Regions from separate parts of the Homo sapiens genome. Here region 2 is linked to region 1. Evidence: read pairs that join two places in POLR2A ChIA-PET (ENCODE). Cell type or tissue: MCF 10A. All regions are shown on one strand. Links, peaks and the distances in the headings refer to the core of each region. The heading gives the core; the rest is flanking DNA.

Region 1 (7,622 bases), core at 1,785-6,784:
ATTGATCCCTTCGGATCAGTATTTCCCAAACTTAAGAGTTGTAAATCAATTCCCTGGCTGACCAAGTCTTCCAAACGTACCAGGAAAATACCCTACATTGGTCTAGGATGATTTGCTTCCACTCTCTTGCTACAGGAGGCGGTGGACAGATGCAGAGGCGAAGCATAAGGGGGCGGAGAGAAAAAGCAAGTCACTGTTAAAGGTCCCTTGCACATGAGAAATGGCACATTGTAAGAAACCCTGGGGATATCAAAAAGACAAACATGTAAAATGGACATTCAGCTAAGCCTTAGCAAAAGAAATCCTCAATAGTTCTGCAAATAGGCCCACTTCTGCCAAAATTAGGGAGCTAAAGAATGGCTTGGACAACTTACTAAAAATGTGGATTGTGGCATTCTAAATGGTCAGTGGTAAGACCCAAGATCCTGCATTTTAGCAGCCCAGGACAGCCTGAGGTGGGCAGTCCAGGTTTGCTTTTCACTTTTGGAAAGCAAAGCTACTTATCTGCTTGTGTTCATCGTTATTTTAATGCCTCAATTTTAACTCTCAGTAGAGGTCAACTCTTTTTTTTTTTTTTAAATAGGCATAATGTTAAGTCAATGGATGGACACATCATAATAAGTAACTAGATCTGTCTGCTCAGCAAAGCTATGCACTTCCTTAGGCCCAAGGTGAAGCAGAAAAATGCGAGCATTCTAGTGGTTCTTTATATGGCTTTAATTTCATCATTAACTGGCCCCCTGCAATCTATCAAACCAAGTGTGTGTTCTGCCCTCCCTTCCCACTTCAGAAGCAAGGGACTAGGGAATTCCAGCTGTTGGAGAAGGACTGGGCGTGTGTATACACCAGTCTAAGCACCTGGGCTAAGACTGGAGCCCATGATTGGGAAACAGATGGAAGTTTGCAGAAGTAAAATGGCAAGACATTGCCAGCCAGATGAGAGAAGGATTAAAGGGTCCACAGTGTGGTGGTCTGGTTTTGTCAAGGGACAAGAGCCCCATAGTTCTCTGATTAGGTGAAGTGTGGAAGCTTTGGAATCTCACACGATTTGAATCCCAGCTTTGCCACTTACTAGCCATGGGACCTTTGGCCAATTTCTTCTGGACACCTCATTTTCCTCATCCCCAGATGGAATTTACCAGTATCTCACTGATAAGAGAATTATCAATAAATGACATTATATACAAAAGATGTTTTGCGCAGTGTTTGATGCTAGATGGTAAGAATTTTTAGTGGTTCGTAAGGTCGTAGCTGTCCATGTGGACAGAAACAGGCCAAAGAGATTCAAAATAGCTCAAGGCCGGGCGTGGTGAATCATACCTGTAATCCCAGCATTTTGGGAGGCCAAGGCAGGTGGATCATTCAAGGTCAGGAGTTCGTGACCAGCCTGGCCAACATGGTGAAACCCTGTCTCCACTAAAAATGCAAAAACTAGCCGGGCGTGGTGGTGTGTGCCTGTGTAGTCCCAGCTACTTGGGAGACTGAGGCAGAAGAATGGCTTGAACCAGGGAGGCAGAGGTTGCAGTGAGCCAAGATCACGCCATTGCACTCCAGCCTGGGTGACAGTGTGAGACTCTATCTAAAAAAAAAAAAAAAAAAAAAAAAGTCTAGCTGAAGAAATGGTATTTCTAATAGATTGATGGTTTGAGATGTATATTCTAAGTTTACAAAGGGAAAGGGGTGTTTGGTTCCAAAGGACAGATCAGATGTAAGAGCATTAACACATATATAAAGACATGTCTCTTTGAAACTAACAAACTCAGAGCAGAAACACCATGGGGATCTTTTGAGGAAAGAAAAAAGAAATAGAAATGATATTTCTGTCCGAGAATACTAGGAAATAACTGTCCAGGCAGAATGTGGACAATGCTTTCCCATCTGCACATGGCAGAATTGGCATAGAGTAAAGAATTGGTGAGATGGCTGAGAGTCCATTCTGCTGCTACGATTGGGACTCAGAGGCTTGGAGAATTGAAACAGAGCGTCTGCTCCATTCCCACCTTGTCTAATTTGGGATTTCATCTTAGACGAATTGGAGGAAGATTTTAACTATCAGGAGACTGAGTGGAAAGTTAGTAACAAAAGGGAACCACTGTGCTTTGTTGCCATTTTGTTGTTGTTTTTGTTTGTTTGTTTTTGAGACACGGTCTGTCTCTGTCACCCAGGCTGGAGTGCAGTGGTGCAATCATGGCCCACTGCAGCCTCCACCTCCGGGGCTCAAGTGATCCTCTCACTTCAGCCTCCTGAGTAGCTGGCATGCACCACCATGCTTTGCTAAATTTTTAAAAAATTTTTGTAGAGATGGGGTCTTGCCATGTTGCACAGGCTGGTGTGAACTCCTGGGCTCAAGCGATCCTCTTGCCTTGGCCTCCCCAAATACTGGGTTTACAGGGGAGAGCTACTGCACCTGGCCTGTTGCCTTTTTTAAGATAGATAATACAAACAATAGTAAAAATTCAAATACAAATAGCCAAAAGTTACTTTTCCTTTCCACCTTCTTATTCCCCAGTTTTCCTTGGAAGCAAACATTGTTAGCATTTTTCCTTGTCAATCTAGAGCTACTCCATGTATAAATGAGCATATATTTAACCAATCAATATTGATGGACATTTAAGCTGCATCAACTCCCTCAAGTTACAGTGGTGCTGCCATTCTTGTACCTTGTGTTTGTGCACTTGAACAAATCTATCTGTAGAATAAATTCCCTCGAAGTAGCATCCAGGTTAAAAGGTATGTGCATATTTAAGTTGGATATTGTCTAATGAAATTTCTCTCCAAATATATTCCACCTGTTTATACTCCCCCCAGCTCACAGACACCCCCAGCAATTATGACAATGCCTTTGTGACCTCACAGGAAGCAAATCATAGCCTTTGCTAGCTTTTTTTTTTTTTTAACTTAGTCTGATGGGTAAAATCCAGAATTTCTGTTTTAATTACATTCTCTGTGAACAAGGCTATGCACCTTTTAATCTTTCTAAAGACGGTTTGTTATATGTTTTCTGTGAACCATCTGAAACCCCTATTCTTGAGTCATGCTCCTTAATAAAGATCAGGCTGATGAAGTACAATTAACCATGTCATCTTAGCATTTATAATAGTGAGGAAAGGGAAGGCTTGAATGAGTTGATATTTACCAGACATTTTTTTAAAAGTAGGTTTCCAGGCTAAGCGTGGTGGCTCATGCCTGTAATCGTAGCACTTTGGGAGGCCGAGGTTGGTGGATCGCCTGAGGTCAGGAGTTCAAGACTAGCCTAGCCAGCATGGCAAAACCCCATCTCTGCTAAAAATACAAACAATTAGCTGGACCTGGTGGCGCATGCCTGTAACCCCAGCTACTCAGGAGTCTGAGACAGGAGAATCGCTTGAACCCGGGAGGCGGAGGCTGCAGTGAGCCAAAATCACACCACTGCACTCCAGCCTGGGTGACAGAGCGAGACTCCATCTCAAAAAAAAAAAAAAAAAAAGTAGGTTCCCAGAAATTCAGGTAACAGTCAGCATGATACTGCCCTGCAGAACTGAAAAAGGGAATGTGGGCAACATAAAGATAGCAAAGGGAAAGGAATTGATTTTGAATATCTGTGTTTCCTTTCCTGTTTGGGAGGGTATTGATAACTTTCCACTCAGGCTTCTTAGATACCCACCCAGACATCATGAATTTCCCTGGTGCATTGACCAAGGAAGGATGGATGTACTTCTAGTTACAATTAAAGTTTCAATATATTGGAACTGAAATTACAGCCACATCCCAAGAGTCACCTGTGGTTTTATTGGATGAAAGGCTGCAGAATTTAAAATATTAAAACTGCTGTAGTCTAGGCCATCCACTAAAAAAGGATTAGAATAATTAGAGGAACATCCCTGTAGGCTCATGTTATAAGAAACCCACAGAAACCTCCTAATCGTCCCCTACTGAATGGTGAATGGTTTAAACATCCACATTCTGCACTGAGACCTCAAAAGCAAGAGGTGTTGCTATGCTAATGCTCAACCAGCTTCATTCCCTGGCTGAATAATGGACACTGTCTGTATTAAAGGCAATTAAACCATTAAGCCCTTAAAATTCATATCAGTGTTACAGCTTCGGAGGCCAACTAAGGATGTTCATAATAGAAGCTTCTGAAAAACCTGCAAGAATTGGGGAACAGAGAGAGGATCATTTGCGGAAATTTTTAAGCACTAATGAATACCAAAATAAATTAATCCTCATCTGTATCACCCTAGAAACACGTACCCAGTGTTCAGCTCCAACTCTGACTCACATTGGTGTCTTGTGCAATTAGAATGTCTAAAACCTACTCTTAACAGATTATGCATCTTATTCATCTAACCTGAACTACATTCCGGGATGAATAATGTTTTAATTTCATTCATTCAGTGAGCCGGATGGCGTCTGGGGAGTGGAAAAATAACACTTCCCAGCTCATGCCTGAGTCTGCCGTAGCTCTGTCAGAGTGCACAGGATGACAAAGAATCTGCTTTGTGGACATTATTTTACACTCACAGCTGAGCTTTCGTGACAATGATTATTTTTGTCTTACTGTCCCTTTGGGGTCTCTCATATAACACTGTTTGAGGATGTATTTAAACAAGTGGTTAGGGGAAAGTCTGTTAATGCTGTTGCCACCTGAAAAAACAGAATAAAGGCACAGGAACACAGAAATGAGACGCACCAAAAAAAAAAATCTGTAAGAAACCCAGAAGTGACCGGGCACAGTGGCTCATGCTTGTAATACCAAAACTTTGGGAGGCCAAGGTGGGCAGATCATTTGAGGCCAGGAGTTTGAGACCAGCCTGGCCAGCATAGTGAAACTCCGTCTCTACTAAAAATACAAAAATTAGCCAGGTGTGGTGGCACACATCTGTAATCCCAGCTACTCGGGGGTCTGAGGCAGGAGAATCATTTGAACCTGGGAGGCAGAGGTTGCAGTGAGCGGAGATTGCACCACTGCACTCCAGCCTGGGCAACAGAGCGATATTCCATCAAAAAAAAAAAGAAACCCAGAATGGAAAGTCTAGCTTATTAGAAGTGACTGTTGTAAGGCAAAACAACTATATTTGTATTTTTTTTTCTTTAGGCAAGAAAAAGATTGAATAAACTTGGTCATGAGCCTCTGAGCAAAAATCAACTCATGAAATAGTAATTCTCTGGACTGCACACACATGCACACCTGTGAAGGCACACACACAATGAGGAAGCCATTGCAAAACCTAGCAAGAATAGCATTGCAACACAACAGCCTTTCTGGCAGAAAAATGTCGGGACCTGCTTACACCTATTTATTGAAATCATTTGATAGTTGTTTGCCAAAAGAAAATTCCAGACTCAGAGATGGAAGCACATATCCTGTCCTACCTCACACAGGACTCAGACCCAGGAACTACTGAACCCCAAAGGCTCTTGTCAGTCCTTAGGATGTGGGATGTTAATCTGCAGTTTTGCAGAGACTACATAATGTAGTTAGGAACAAGTAGGGAATTCATGTCAAAAGTGCAACTTTTATGAATAGATATTTGATAAATTACCTAAGGAGAATTAAAATTTAAATGCACTAAAACTAATTAATTGAATAAAGTTCTGCTATGTTTCTGTGCAGTGCTGGTATGTTGAAGAAGATGCCATCTTTGGCTCCAGGTAACTAATCATCATCAGATCAAGAGCTCCCCATCTAGCATGGATTCATACATCAACTGTGCTAGCATCAGAATTGCTTGCAAAGTTGATTGGAACATTTCTTGAAAGAAATACAAATTGGAAAAGTTTTGGGCCAATTAGTCTCTATAAAGGAATCTAAACTACACCCAAAAATGCAGTTTTGACCTTTTTTTTTTTTTTTTTGAGATGGAGTTTCACTCGTCACCCAGGCTGGAGTGCAATGGCACAATCTTGGCTCACTGCAACCTCCACCTCCCAGATTCAAGCATTTCTCCCACTTCATTCTCCTGGGTAGCTGGGACTACAGGCGTGCACCACTATGCCCAGCTAATTTTGTATTTTTAGTAGTGTTGAGTTTTCATCCTGATTGTTGGCCAGGCTGGTCTCGAACTCCTGACCTCAGATGATCTGCCTACATTGGCCTCCCAGTGTTGGGATTACAGGCGTGAGCCACCACTTGTGGCCAATTTTGACCTTTTCTGAAAAGAAAGATGAAGTAGAGTCAACCTTCTCACTAGTCTTTTTTTTAGATATAAGACCACTAAGTTGCTATAAGAAATCATCCCTAATTAATAGATACAACATTCATAATGTATGACACTTCTAAGATGTCGATACAATTTTCTTCGAAAATCCATTATGAAAAAGGTACAGTGTTTCAAATATAGACTCTACTTGTTGCCAAATAGTATGCTTTCCCTGAATTCAATAAGAACATGTAACAATGTATCAGTCTGTTTAGTCTCTACCAAATTAAAATTGAAATAAGCGACAGCTATCTGGGAAACCAGAATGAGTAAATTGTACTTTCTCTCATCTCTCAGTCGGACATGGCACAGATCAAATTATATCATTGAGCTGTAGTTCCTGGCATACGAATGCTTAATGTCCAAAAATGCAATGTCTGCCACCCAGATAAGTGAGTTACCTAAGGTCACGTAGGCAAACAGCAGCAAAGCCAAGCTAAGTACCAATGCATGTTCCTTTTTTGTCATTAGATTGCTCCTTCCAAACACATGGCAAAGCAGTATTGCCTAGCAATTCAGAGAGCCCAGGTTACCTGGGTTCAAATCCCAGCTCTGCCATTTACTAGCTACATGACTTGAGGAAAGCTCCTTGGTCTTTCTGCTCCTCTTTCCTTATGTATAAAATGAAGATAATAATAATTGTCCTTTCTTCAAATGGTTGTTGGAAGATTAAGTTAACTGATGGTGAAGTACTGGGCACTCAAAAATGTTAGATTTTGGGGTTTTTTGCTCTGTGAATATTTAAAGAGCATGATTACTGCACTGGTGTTCAATCAGGAGGTATGATTCTGGCTGACACCATCTGCTGTAAAAACACACTACTTGAGTCAATTATCCTAAGAGAGTCCCAATTGGAGAGCCACAGTTCCGGGCGAATGGACTGGGTATGGACTAGTGGCAGGGCTTCCTGACTTTTTCTTGTCCTTGGCACACATAGAAAGTGACGTATAGCATGCTGGGACAAGCAGACAAGGCTGCTTGAAGCTCCAGGCTCCCCATGTCCTGCCCACTTACTCCAAGGACTGGGAGAATAAATGGTTCAGCCCACTTGCAACCCTTCTGAGGCTTACCAGTTGGAAAGTTCTACTGAGGTCCTTGTCAGCTTATCCCCAATGTGTTAATTCTGATTAGGAATATGGAATTGTCCCCATTGAGGCTAAAGTAAAACAGGAACCAGTTTGTCCCAACCAGCTCCTCCAGAAGGTGTGTGGAGAACTTGTGTGCTACCTGTGAGTCTACTGTGTGGGCTACATATACACTGATCCCGCCGCCAGGAACCCCAACTTGGAGTGAAGACACATGACATAAATAGCTGAGGAGTAAGTCCAAGTTCAGGCAGCACTTGATACGTGTGCACTGAGCAATCCAGACGAGATGTATGCGACTTTGGATAGGGGAAGTTCATTGCATTTCCTACTGCATCAGCTGGCGTAGTACCTA
Region 2 (7,622 bases), core at 1,411-6,410, 160 kb after region 1:
GAAAAATACCGTCAGTCTTTGTACTGTCTCACTCAATTCCTGGCATACTATGGAACTTTCACTGCAGAAAGGGACAGAGATGAGGGGTGGGTGTGGGTGGGGGACTTTGATCTCTTTCCTCTGATTTATCCTTTTCTCCCTCATTACACTTTCTTTCCCTCTGTCATCAGAAAAGGATAACGATGTGGCTTCTTTTCTCCCTGTTACTCGTGAATCGTAATATATTTGTCAGCTCACCTGTGTAGCTCCTGGGTGATGGGGTCAGTTTAGGAGTGAGCTGTTACGCCTCTCTGTTGTGCTCCAGAATGTTTTGTTTCTTTACCTGATGGCTGAGTTCCAAATTGTATCAGATTATGTTTCTTTCCTTGTTTGGATGTCCTGGGTGAAAAAATTTTTTTTCAACTGATTAATTCCCATTTTATCTCCCTCAATTTGTTGGTTATTGGGCAAGGTAAATTCAGAGGTGCAGCTTCTGTTGGCTTTTTTTACTCAGAAACCTTACTTAGTTGCAGTTTACTTACAGTGGCTCACACCTGTAATCCTAGCACTTTGGGAGGCCAAGGTGGATAGATCCCTTGAGGTCAGGAGTTCAAGACCAGCCTGGCCAACATGGCAAAACCTTTTTTCTACTAAAAATACAAAATTAGACAGGCGTGGTTGTGAGTGCCTGTAATCCCAGCTACTCAGGAGACTGAGGCACGAGAATCGCTTGAACGTGGGGGGTGGAGGTTATATCGAGCTGAGATTGCGCCACTACACACCAGCAAGCCTGGGTGACAGAGCGAGAACCTGGCTAAAAAAAAAAAAAAAAAAACAAAAAAAAAAAGTTAGTTCCTTATTTGCCTGTTTGTCTCACACTGCGTGATGAACCTGTTAGCTCACAAAGTGCTGATATTGCTTACATAGATACACAAACACATTTATACGATATATTCATGCAAATGAAATGTATGTACATATACGTGTCAAGTATTTGAACATATCTATTTATGTATTTTTTTCTTAAGTAATGTGTTGAACAGGGAGCTAGCATGTACTTTTTATTTCCCGTAGTGCGTATCATTAGATATAATGTATAGTAACTTTGCGCTGCATGTTTCTAAATTAATTAAAGCAAAGATGTGTATTTATTTGGCTCTCAAAGCATTGTTCCAATAATAGAGTAGAAAAATAAATGTTAAATTGGGTTTATTTTTTACTGAGATTCTTTTCTTTCTTTATCTGTAATACAGGTACATCAAGAGAGTGTACACATGATTGAAGTCACAAGTAATTTGATTAATGAAACTCTAGCAAATCACCCTGAGTGGGCAAAGTAAGAATATTGTTTTGAAAAAGAAGAGAGATGAATGGCCTAGTTTCAGCATCTGTTTGCACGAAATGACCTTCATTGATGCAGCTGCATTGGAAGATAAAAGATAGGGTTTGCCAGAGCTTTGATAAATATTGTCATTTTTGAAGAAGAATGTCATGTAATACAGAGGGTGGGAGGAAAGTGCTCAGGATTTTAGGTACAATTCATGGTAAATGATACTTTGTTTTATAATTGAGGTTTACAGCATGTTTATAATTTACAAAGCACTTCATCTGTCTTATGTCATTTGTTCCTCACAGTGACTGTGTGAGATAGATTGAAGAAATTATCCCCATTTTACACATGAGGAAACAAGATCAAAGGTTAAGGAACTTGAGATAATAATTCCGCAGTGGCAGAGTCATTTATAACCACTGCTTCTGATCAACTGAAGGAAAGTTTCCACTATAACATGGAAACTGTAACTCCTCAACTTTCTATATAATTTTTAAATTTATGTTATTTATTTATTTTTAAGAAATGAGGTCTCACCATGTTGTCCAGGCTGATCTTGAACTCCTGGGCTCAAGCAGTTCTCCTGCTTTAGCCTCTGGAGTAGCTGAGACTACAGGTGTACACCACCATGCCCAGTTTTATAATTATTGACATATTCCCATATTGTATTATTTTTGAGGAAGGATAGGTGAACTATGGCCCAGGGCCAAATTCAGCCACCTCCTTTTGTGTTGGGGACCAGCCTCAACACCACCCGTAGGGTACCTGAAGTTCGGTGGCGACAAAGGAATGAGAAGAGACAGGTACAGGTTAAGAGTTCATGAAGGTGGGAGTCGGGGCCAGTTGCATAATGGAGGCTGCAAAAGGCGCTGAGCTCTGGTCTCCACACTGTTTATTGAGTGTAATCACTTAGATCTAAAAAGCAGATGTTCAGGGTGAAAACACTGAAAGGGAGGCAGTACATCATAGGTGTAATCTATAGCAATAGCGGTTTAAATCAATCTCCTTTGTGCTCAAACAGCATATCTTTAACTTGTTGGAGAGTAGCTAGTGGGAGCGGGCTTAACTAGGAGCCTGCACATCTGTCCACATTCCAGTGTTTCAAGGGAGTGTCTTTCTCCTTGAACACAGTGTTTACAGATAAGAGAGCAGGTCTTGCTCTGAGTATGGGAACATGATGGCAATTCGGAGACTTTTCTACTCAGAGGCCTCTCATGGCTTTCCACAACTTATTGTCCCATATTTTTGTGGCCAGTTTATACAGGCACCCCACAAGCCCTTTTCCCAACACTTTGGTAAATGAAGTTTTAGTGGAACATACCTATGTCTACTCATTGACATATTTTCTCTGGCTGTTTTGGGGCTTCAAGGACAAACAGAATTGAGTAGCTGTGGCAGAGATTATATGTTCTGCAGAGCCTAAAATACTTACTCTCTAGTCCTTTACAGAAAAATTTGCCAACTTCTGTTTTATAGGATCTCTGTGTAATTTGGCTTCTGGAAGAAGGGTTTTCAGTTTTTGTGGGGGATGTTCAGCAGAGCTGTGTTATCCACCTAACAACTTGATGACACATTGTATGACCTGCCTTTTATTAACCTCAAGACAGTCATAAGTCAGGAAATATTCTGCCAGTTTTAGGCTTATAAGTTGAGATTTAAGTTGATTTTTTTCCTTTGCCTCTACTTTATTCTTTTATATAAAACCTGCCTAGGACATTACTTGAACTTGATTTAGAATAAAATTTTTTTTTTTTTTTTGAGACAGGGTCTTGCTCTGTCACCCAGGCTAGATTAAAGTGGCACAATCATGTCTCACTGAAGGCTTGATCTCCTGGGCTCAATCATTCCTCCCACTTTAGTCTCCTGAGTAGCTGGGACTACAGGCATGAGCCACTATACTCGGCTAATTTTTATATTTTTTGTAGGAGTTTCACCATGTTGCCTAGGCTGGTCTTGAACACCTGGGCTCAAGTGATCTTCCCTCCTCAGCCTCCCGAAGTGCTGGGATTACAGGCATGAGCCACTGTGCCTGGCCTATTTGAATCTTCATAAAAGAAGTATATTTCTTTTGAAATATAAATTGTGGTATATTTATGCAGTGGAATATTATACAGCATTAAAAAAAATGGACTAATGATACATGTACCAACATGGATGACTCTCAAAATAAGTATGTTGGCCAGGTGCGGTGGGTGGCTCACGCCTGTAATCCCAGCACTTTGGGAGGCCGAGGCGGGAGGATCACCTGAGGTCAGGAGTTTGAGACCAGCCTGGCCAATATGGTGAAACCCCATCTCTACTAAAAATACAAAAATGAACTGGGTGTGTGGCACACACCTGTAATCCCAGGTACTTGGGAGGCTGAGGCACATGAATCGCTTGAACTCGGGAGACGGAGGTTGCAGTGAGCCAAGATTGCACCACTGCACTCCGGCCTGGATGATAGGGTAAGACTATGTCTCAAAAAAACAACAATAAAAAAGTAAGTTGAGTGAAAAAATTCAGACAAAAAGCCCAAATGGTACGATTTCATTTATTTAAAGTTCTAGGAAATGCAGACTAATCTGTAGTGACAGTAAGATTAATGGTTGCCTGTGGATTGGGGTGGAGCTCTAGGGAGGACATACATATAGGTGCAAGGAAATTTTTAGGAGTGATAGATATGTTTATTATTTTGATTAAGGATATAAGTAGAGAAGTAGAATCATCATATTTCATTCTAGAACAGGCTTTTCAGCTGCTTTGTGGAGAAAAGATTGAAGGTATACAAGATGTAAACCTTTGAGACAAATTAAAAGCTTCTAGAGTAAACCAGATGAGAAGTGACAAAGCCCTGAACTGTAGACAGTTTCAGTGGAGGTGAACAGGAGGGACAGATTTATAAGGTCTTAAGGGGGTTAGTTGGTGATTAATTGGATATAGGAGGAAGAAATCTAGCATGACTTATGTTTCTAGCTTTGGAAATTAGTGAGTGATGGTGGATTCACCAAGACAGGAAATAGAAGAGCAGATTTGGTAGGGAAACTAATTCCCCTGTTTACCTGTTGAGTTTGAGGTGACTGTTGTAAGTAGAGGCATCCAGTAGGCTGTTGACTATGTAGGTATGCGGTTCAGGAGAGATGGGGTGAAGTTAAAAAATGGGCAGTTGCTGTGTAAGTCCAGGAATCAGATGAGAGGTCTGGGTTGGATCTTGAGTTTTGAGAAGCATCAGCATAAAGAATGTATGTAAGGTACAGAGAGGATGTCTGGAGGTGCGCCCTGTGGATATCTTAAGCCTTTAAGGGTGAGCAAAAAACAATAGGTTCACAAAGGAAAATGAGAATGGGCTATGAGAAAGGTAAGAGGAAAACCAAGGAAAGAGAACGTTTTGAGACAGTAGTAGTGGTCAGCAATGTCAAATTGCTGCAGAAATTTTCTAAGAGTGAAATTGGGTTTAGCAGCTGCAAGAGCAGTTCATTTAATTGGTGTAGCAGAAGCCCATTAGATTGCAGTGTGATGAGAAATTATTGGGAACGAGGAACTAGAGAAAGCAGGTATAGACTGCTCTTTCCCAAGTTTGCCTATGGAACGTAGCTGGGAAGGAGGTATAGAGCAGTTTTGTTTAATTTTTTAAGATGGAGAAGCCTTGTTTGTATGCTCCAGGGAAAGAACTGGTAGAGTGGAAGGGGTTGTAAATATTAGGAGAGAGATAATTCTTAGTGCATTTCTCTGAGGATGAAGCATGAGATGAATCCATGGCACGAATGGAACAGCTGGGGAAAGCAGGTCAGAATGGATATGGATATAAATACTGTGAGTTCAGTGGAGCGGGGAAGGCGGGAAATTAGGGGCCATACATCTTTGAAGTAAGAAGTGAGGTCTTCTGTCCTCTGGCTCTTTGGATATAATACATTTTAAAAGGAGAATGGGAAAAAGGAGGAACCAACATGTATCAGGTATGGGATTTTAGGAAGGAGCCACCTGGGATCTAGGCAAGTGGATAGAGCCTTTCATAGGATGATAGACCTTCCAAATGTTGTCCTCTAGGGCTCAGCCTCAGCCCTCACATCCAGAGGGCTCCTTTTCTTTGGGTCATTCTTCTGTACTGGAAGTCAATGCAGAGCCCTTTTGTACCGGTTTTGAATAGTAGCAGCATTCTCTCTGCAACTGTATCAAAGGCACACAATCTGAGCAGCCCCAGATCAGGTAGTAGAAGAAAGGTTTGTCTTTTGTTTGAAATTTTGAAGTAATAATTATAGATTCACAGGGAGTTGCAAAGACATATACAGGGAAGACCCATATACTCTTCACCCCATCCCCTCCAGTGTTGTCATCTTGCATAACTATAGTACAATAAAACCAGGAAATTGGCATTGCTATAATACACTGACCTTCAGATTTCATCCTCTATGTAGCTTCATGTCAGCTATCAACACACTCAGTACATAACTGTTACATTGCAGGCTTCCTCATGCCACCCCTTAACAGCCACACCCATCCTCTACCCTTTCCTTCAATATTTCCCTAACTCTTAGCAACCACTGATCAGTTCTCCATAGCTATAAAATCATTTTGAGAATAATACGTAAATCCAGTCATGGAGCATGCAGCCTTTTGAGATTGGCTTTTTGTTGCTTAGCATAATTCTCTTGAAGCTCATCCAAGATGTTGTAGGTATCAAGTTTGTTCTTTTTTATTGCCAATTAATGTTCCATTTAGGAAGGTTTTTGTTTTTGTTTTTGTTTTGACACAGAGTCTCACTCTAACCCAGGCTGGAGTGCAGTGGTGTGATCTTGGCTCAGTGCAACCTTCACCTCCTGGGTTCAAGCGATTCCTGTGCCTCCCAAGTAGCCGGAATTACAGTCATGTACGCACTACCATGCCTGGCTAAGTTTTTTGTTTTTAGTAAGAGAGGGTTTTACCATGTTGGCCAGGCTGGTCTTTGAACTCCTGACCTCAAGTGATCCACCCGCTTTGGCCTCCCAAAAGGAAGGCCTTTTTTTTTTTTTTTTTGAGATGGTGTCTTGCTCTGTCGCCCAGGCTGGAGTGCAGTGGCGCGATCTTGGCTCAATGCAAGCTCCGTCTCCCAGGTGCACGCCATTCTCCTGCCTCAGCCTCCCGAGTAGCTGGGACTACAGGCACCTGCCACCACGCCCGGCTAATTTTTTTTTGTATTTTTAGTAGAGATAGGGTTTCACCGTGTTAGCCAGGATGGTCTCGATCTCCTGATGTCATGATCCACCTGCCTCGGCCTACCAAAGTGCTGGGATTACAGACTTGAGTGACCGCGTCCGGCCAAGGAAGGCTTTTTGAAGTTGCTTAGACTTTGGTGATTCATAGAAGGTCTGATTCTTTTTCAGCAGATAGGTGGGGATGGGATTGGAAATAGTAGGGGTCGGCATGAAATAATGATAATGGTTTCCTGCATCTCTCAGTACTCAGTGGATTCTGTCAGCAGGAGGGCAGTTGACCTTGTAGGGGATTCATGTAGATACTCCTAGTGGAGAAGATACAGTTAAGAATAAGTCCAGATGTCCTTTCTTCCAACTTGGTGTGGTTTTATATGGCCCATGTAGTCCCTTGACTTCTGCTGGATGTGCCTCGTAAGCTGGTGGGTAAATTAGACAGATTAGGATCATCTTAGTGGAGCTCTAAAGAAAATAATGATGTTATACATACTGATTCTTGTCTTCGGCAGTTGTTAGTCGGGAGCTCATTTTCTGCTTTCTCCTGACTTGTCTCAAGCCTGTTGATTCCTGTGCCTCAGGACCCTCATTAGGAGATGGCACTGAAATGGTTCTCAGTTGCACTTATCCCTTCGCTTACTTGGGAGAAACCCAGTAGGCTAAACTAAGTTGTTTTTAATCAGGGTTGTTCTCTTGGTAGGTAGTAGGTGATAGAGATTAACCTTTACCCAGGAAGGTGAAGGCAGACCAGTCTAAACTGTAGGGCATTGGTTTCTGCTGAGGGATCCCTCTTGAGTGAGTAGGGGAGTTAGTGATAGGCTGAGGCAGTGAATCTCCAAGGAAGGAGCTCAGTTCAGGGGCTGTAGAGGTGTAAGGCCGGAGTACAGCCCAGCTAAGGCAGCTCCTGTGTTTCTGGCCCCATGTCTCTTGAGGGAGGCTGGGACTGAGCCAGTACCTCTACCTTGTCCCCAAAACAGCTCCTCTCATTTGTTGCTCTTAGGAAACCTGTGTGAGTACATTGGGAAAGTGTTTTCATAGTGGCCAATAAGACGTTTTCCCAGGCCCAATAGACATTTGTGAATCATTAAGGATCTGTCCAGATACCTCTATGAATCTTCACACTTTTTTTTTTTTTTTTTTGAGATGGA

Evidence for each region. Peaks named below come from ENCODE experiments on the same cell type or tissue, not always from the same donor. Only the 100,000 strongest peaks of a DNase experiment are listed, where the experiment ranks them.
Region 2: POLR2A ChIA-PET joins it to region 1 with 5 read pairs; 2 of 35 experiments call an interaction of 5 or more read pairs at or near these places.

The regions. Positions count from the first base shown.
Region 1 is chr9:109,229,374-109,236,995 of GRCh38, reverse strand. The region is part of intron 15 of EPB41L4B (erythrocyte membrane protein band 4.1 like 4B); the gene reads left to right. Among named protein-coding and RNA genes, the nearest start is that of FRRS1L, 66 kb to the right of the region's middle. In MCF 10A, for the core only: no CTCF peak of the experiment used is centred there; DNase peaks (open chromatin) are centred at 4,295 and 5,215.
Region 2 is chr9:109,067,049-109,074,670 of GRCh38, reverse strand. TMEM245 (transmembrane protein 245) reads left to right here. Exons shown (of 18, transcript NM_032012.4): 9 at 1,233-1,315. Among named protein-coding and RNA genes, the nearest start is that of MIR32, 25 kb to the right of the region's middle. In MCF 10A, for the core only: no CTCF peak of the experiment used is centred there; no DNase peak of the experiment used is centred there.